2 separate regions of the Homo sapiens genome follow, and region 2 is linked to region 1. The links are chromatin loops, found by intact Hi-C in ENCODE. Cell type or tissue: heart right ventricle. All regions are shown on one strand. Region 1 overlaps PTPRM (protein tyrosine phosphatase receptor type M). Region 2 overlaps PTPRM (protein tyrosine phosphatase receptor type M).

Region 1 (2,500 bases):
AGTTTGATGCCAAACTAAATCTGATTAGGTCTTTCCACTCAGGAGCTGTGCATCCAACACTTAGTGATCCCTTGCTGAGTGCTGCTGAGTATTAACCATGCCTCACCCACATCACTGTATTACGCAGCTCTCCAAAAGCAATCTAATGTTGGTAGAAGCCAGCTGAAGGTAAGATCTGGCCGGGCATGGTGGCTCATGCCTGTAATACCAGCACTTTGGGAGGCTGAGGCGGCCAGATCGCCTGAGGTCAGGAGTTCGAGGCCAGCCTGGCCAACATGGTGAAACCCTATCTCTACAAAAATACAAAAATTAGCTGGGCATGATGGCAGGCACCTGTAATCCCAGCTACTCAGGAGGCTGAGAGAATCGCTTGAACCCAAGAGGCGGAGGTTGCAGTGAGCCGAGATCATGCCATTGCACTCCAGCCTGGGCGACAGGGCGAAAATCTGTCTCAAAAAACAAACAAACAAAAAAAAAAAAAAAAAACAAAGAAAAGAAAAAAAAGAAAGTAAGACCTAAGCAAATTTAAAATTCATAGTTTCCAGATGTATAGGAATTTGAAAAATTGCTCTTGCATTAAAAATTTTAAGAGAACTGACTTAAATGTTCAACATGTTTTCAATAAAGAAGAAACATTTATAATTTGTCCAAAAAATGAAAAAAGAAATGCTTTCACCTCAATCCTGGCACAATAATAGAGGACAAAATGCAGTACAAACCATGGTACAGCTTGCAAAATATTTTCCAAAGAATTATTCTAAATCTAACAAAGAAACAGGTTTTACTTTAATACTTTGGAGATATGAGGTCTCAAAATCAAAAGAGATGATAAATTCACTTACAGTCCACACAAGTTTTAAAGGGAAAAATAAATTCGAGACTAAGCATGTGGTAAACATCTGCTGAATTCTGGTACTAGAAATGAAACTACTTAAAAAAAAAACAAAGAATAATAGAAAATGCAAAATATACATAGTAATTCAGCTGTTTCAGCATCAATAGCATTCAGCACGTTGATGATTTTGTCCCATCTCATATCCTCTTGAATGCCTCCTGTTACTTTTTATAGTATAAGATCTTTTCTCCATGTTTCACATGGGGAAAGTGATTAATTAAATTGATCTTATTAATTATTATGAAAATTCTACTATCCATATAATGCTATTAATCATATTAATTCAAAAAATTATAATTGTTTGCCACTGATGACAATTAAGTGTTCTCATTCAAGAAAACATGAATTTAAGAATATTTTTACATTATGTCCACAATGTGTGTCCTGTTGGCAAGAAGATAAGTAAAACAGCCATTGTCCAACCTCAGAGCAAAAACAGATGTTAGAGGTCACCTGGTCCAACTTCTATCCAAATGCTTAGGTCAACTGTACAACTTCCCAGCCAGCCAGCCAGCCTCTGAATAGATGAGGCACTCAGAATTTTGTAAAGCATCCTGACTATGTAGAACATCCCCCCTTAAAAAGGGCCAAACTCTGCTTCTTGAAATGTATACCCATTTATCTTTGCTCTAGCCTGTGAAAAAATAGAAAAAAAAGAAGGAAGGAAGGAAGGAAGGAAGGAAGGAAGGAAGGAAGGAAGGAAGGAAGGAAGGAAGGGGAAGGGGAAGGGGAAGGGAGAAAGAAAGAAAAGAAAGAAAGAAAGAAAGAAAGAAAGAAAGAAAGAAAGAAAGAAAGAAAGAAAGAAAGAAAGAGAAAGAAAGAAAGAAAAGAAAGAACGAAGGGAGGAAGGAAGGAAGAGAGGAAGGAAGGAGAGAAAGAAAAGAAAAGAAAAGAAAAGAAAAGAAAAGAAAAGAAAAAAGATCTTAGCTTTTGCACAGGAAAGCTGATTATTTGAAAAGAGCTGTCATGTTCTAAGTCTTCACTTCTCCAGGCAACAGGCAAAGTATGCTTTGCTCCCTGTAATTCCTGCTACTAAAAGGTTTACAGGCCCTTCAACCATCCTGGCAGCTGTTTAGAATTCAACGGGCTACTGCCCTTAACCACATTCTCTTCTCAACAGTGCAGACAGGGTGCTGGTCCATTCTCAGCTTCTGCGAGCCTGAAATCCCATACGGCTTTTGTACACCACTGCCACTGAGTCATCTCTCCACTTTGTAAGAAAGTAGATGGTTTTCTGAATTAAATCCAGGACTCTCCATTTATCCTTCCTAAATCCCATCTCATGCTTTTGTGCATCACTCCATTCTACAACTCTGACATTGTCATTCAATTGTGGTAATAGCCATCTTACCTAGTTTTGTGTTGTCTGCAAATCTGATGAGCATGCTTTCTACATCTGCCTCCAAGGCTCTGATAAACAATGTTAAACAGGATAGCATCAAGGAGCCTCAGACTGTCTGTCCCAGCTTTCTAGATTTGTCTTAGTTGTTAGCTCCAGATCTGATGGTGAAATTAGTGTCCCTGGACACTGTCTTCTCTAACACTTTTAACAATTACTTGTTTCAACTAAACACTCCATTGAGAACAAAACAACTCAAAAGATAC
Region 2 (2,500 bases), 85 kb before region 1:
ATTTGGATTTCATATTTCCTGCACTTTGGGGCAAAACCCCAGAATGCACTGACTGCCTCAGGAACTCTGTTCTAAAATTCAAGGATGCACTATTTTTTAGACACTCATATAATTACAGTAACAAGTAAATCAAATCATGAATTGTTCTCTTTATTGAAGACTAGCTAATCGTCCACTGGGATATCAGCTCTGGGAGGACTTGTTTATAGATATCCTTGGTATCAACATACTAACTGGCACTTAATAGGTGCTCCGTAAATAAAGGCACATTATTTAGTAGATGGAACAAGGATATAGCCTACAAGGATAGTGTGAGTCTCCATTATGATAGCTCTAGCTCTTATTATTTCAAGACTTCTCTCCAAAACATTTCCACGCACTGCGTTAAGTATTCTACATATATTAACACTTGTATTAAAATATATTAAATTATATTGGTAATTCTCATCACAACAATAAAACTAGAAGTTTCCCTCTGAACTTACTTATTTTTTGTTTTCTAAAAGACAGGGTCTCACTCGCCCAGGGTAGAGTGCAGTGGCACAATCACAGCTCATTGTAATGTCAACTCCTGGGCGCAAGCGATCAATCTTCCCACCTCAGCCTCCAGAATAGCTAGGACTGAAGGCAAGCCATGATGCCTGGCTTATTTAATTTTTTTTTTAATAAGAGACGGAGTCTTGCCATGTTGCCCAGGCTGGTCTTGAACTCCCAGCCTCAAGTGATCCTCCCACCTCGGCCTCCCAAAGTGCTGGAATTACAGGCATGAGCCACCTTACCCAGCCCAGAACTTACTTTTTAATAAACAAAAACATAACTTTGCAGTTTCTCAGTGCCACATTTCAAGGAAGCATTGGTGAAGTAATCTTGTACTCTTTCAAAATGTGAACTTCCTTGTACGTCACCTTTATTTATCCTATTCAATAAGAAAAATAAAATCTGCATAAAGATTTAAATCCTTAATAAGATCTATGATGAACCTAAGCTTAATGGGCTTTGATTTAATTGCTGGAAATACTTAGGGCCAAGCAAGAGCCTTATAACCCAAGAAATTAGAAAGATTCAAATGAAAGATCTGCCCTCTCTCTCTTCTAATAGCACTTAAGAAGAAAGCCATTAAAGTAAGCTCTTTCTCTACTTTGCTTTACTTTTTCAGGGTTCCATCATTTGCTTCTTTATCTTTGTCAGCAGCTCTAAGAAATGAACATTATGATGTAATCTTAGCTTGATTTCCACCCACACCTCAAATTTCTGTATTCAAGGGCTTTGTTCTAGTCCTCTACTGATGTCGAAAAAGTTGGCTGTACAAACAGCCACAAACAAGCCAAATAACACACTTATTACTGGAAAGGTAATGGCTGAAAGAAACTGACTGAGTCCCTGGATGCAGGATGGATGAATGGCCCTGAGGAGTGAGGATACCTGTACCATGCTCCATTTGCAGGAAGGGCAAATGGAGAAGACAGAACTGTCCTGTCACAGGCCCATGAGCCACAGAAATCTCAAAGTGAAATGTAAACACAGGTGTATTCTCATACGTCTTTCAGCAAATCATCATGCATTTGTTGCAATAATATTTCTTCTATAATTTTCAGCCTTTGCATGAAGATTTCTTTCATGCAGAATCCCTGAAGCCAGCATCCCAGCTGTATCGAAAGGTTACCTGTTAGCACTTTATTAGACTACAGGGCAATCAGCCTGCAGGCTACATATTTTAAAACAAGTTTTAAAATTTTAATCTGTTACTCTATTTCAAGGTTTAACAATCTAGTTTCCAAGTTGCTTATCAGATAAAGCTCAACATCCTCAGCATGCCACACAGGACCCTTCGAACTGAGCTCAGCCTACCTACTGAATGTGACCATCTGTCAACCTGCCCGTCATGTGCCCCTCTGCACCACTTCTCAGCTCAGAGACCATCTACTGATTTCCCACAGCAGAGAAAAGCCAGAAACTCATTCTGCAGGATTCAAGAAGTGTTTCCCAGAAGAGATGGCATGTGAGATTGAGCAATGATAGGGAAATAAAAGGAGAGGGAGCAGGAAAGCATTCTGAAGCCACAGGTCCTCTGAAAACTAGTTTCAGGAGCGAGGGCAAGAGACATCAGCCAGGAGATAATGCTCCCATTTTGCTCTTATCTGTGAGTCATTTATAAGTCAGATGTTTTTGAGGTGAGTACCGCCTCTGCATCAGCACAGGGAATACTGATACTGCCTCTTATTGTCTGCATATACACCATCTGTCTACAGCTTAGATATGGAGATAACAGTAGTGTCATTCAAAGCAGGCACACTCTTGATGACTTTTTTTTTTTTTGAGACAGGGTCTTGCTCTGTTGCCCAGGCTGGAGTGCAGTGGCATGATCATGGCTCACCACAGCCTAGACCTCCTGGGCTCAAGTGATACTCTTGCCTCAGCCTCCAGAGTAGGTGGGACCATAGACATGTGCCACCACATCCAGGTAGTTTTCTTTTTTTTTTTTCTGCAAAGACAGGGTCTC

The links. Peaks named below come from ENCODE experiments on the same cell type or tissue, not always from the same donor. Only the 100,000 strongest peaks of a DNase experiment are listed, where the experiment ranks them.
Region 2: it touches region 1 in a loop (2.5-fold over the local background); 1 of 110 quality-filtered maps calls a loop at or near these places.

Annotation. Positions count from the first base shown.
Region 1 is chr18:7,771,557-7,774,056 of GRCh38, reverse strand. The region is part of intron 1 of PTPRM (protein tyrosine phosphatase receptor type M); the gene reads right to left. Among named protein-coding and RNA genes, the nearest start is that of PTPRM, 210 kb to the right of the region's middle. In heart right ventricle, no CTCF peak of the experiment used is centred here; no DNase peak of the experiment used is centred here; H3K27ac peaks cover 880 bases.
Region 2 is chr18:7,856,560-7,859,059 of GRCh38, reverse strand. The region is part of intron 2 of PTPRM (protein tyrosine phosphatase receptor type M); the gene reads right to left. Among named protein-coding and RNA genes, the nearest start is that of PTPRM, 290 kb to the right of the region's middle. In heart right ventricle, no CTCF peak of the experiment used is centred here; no DNase peak of the experiment used is centred here; H3K27ac peaks cover 771 bases.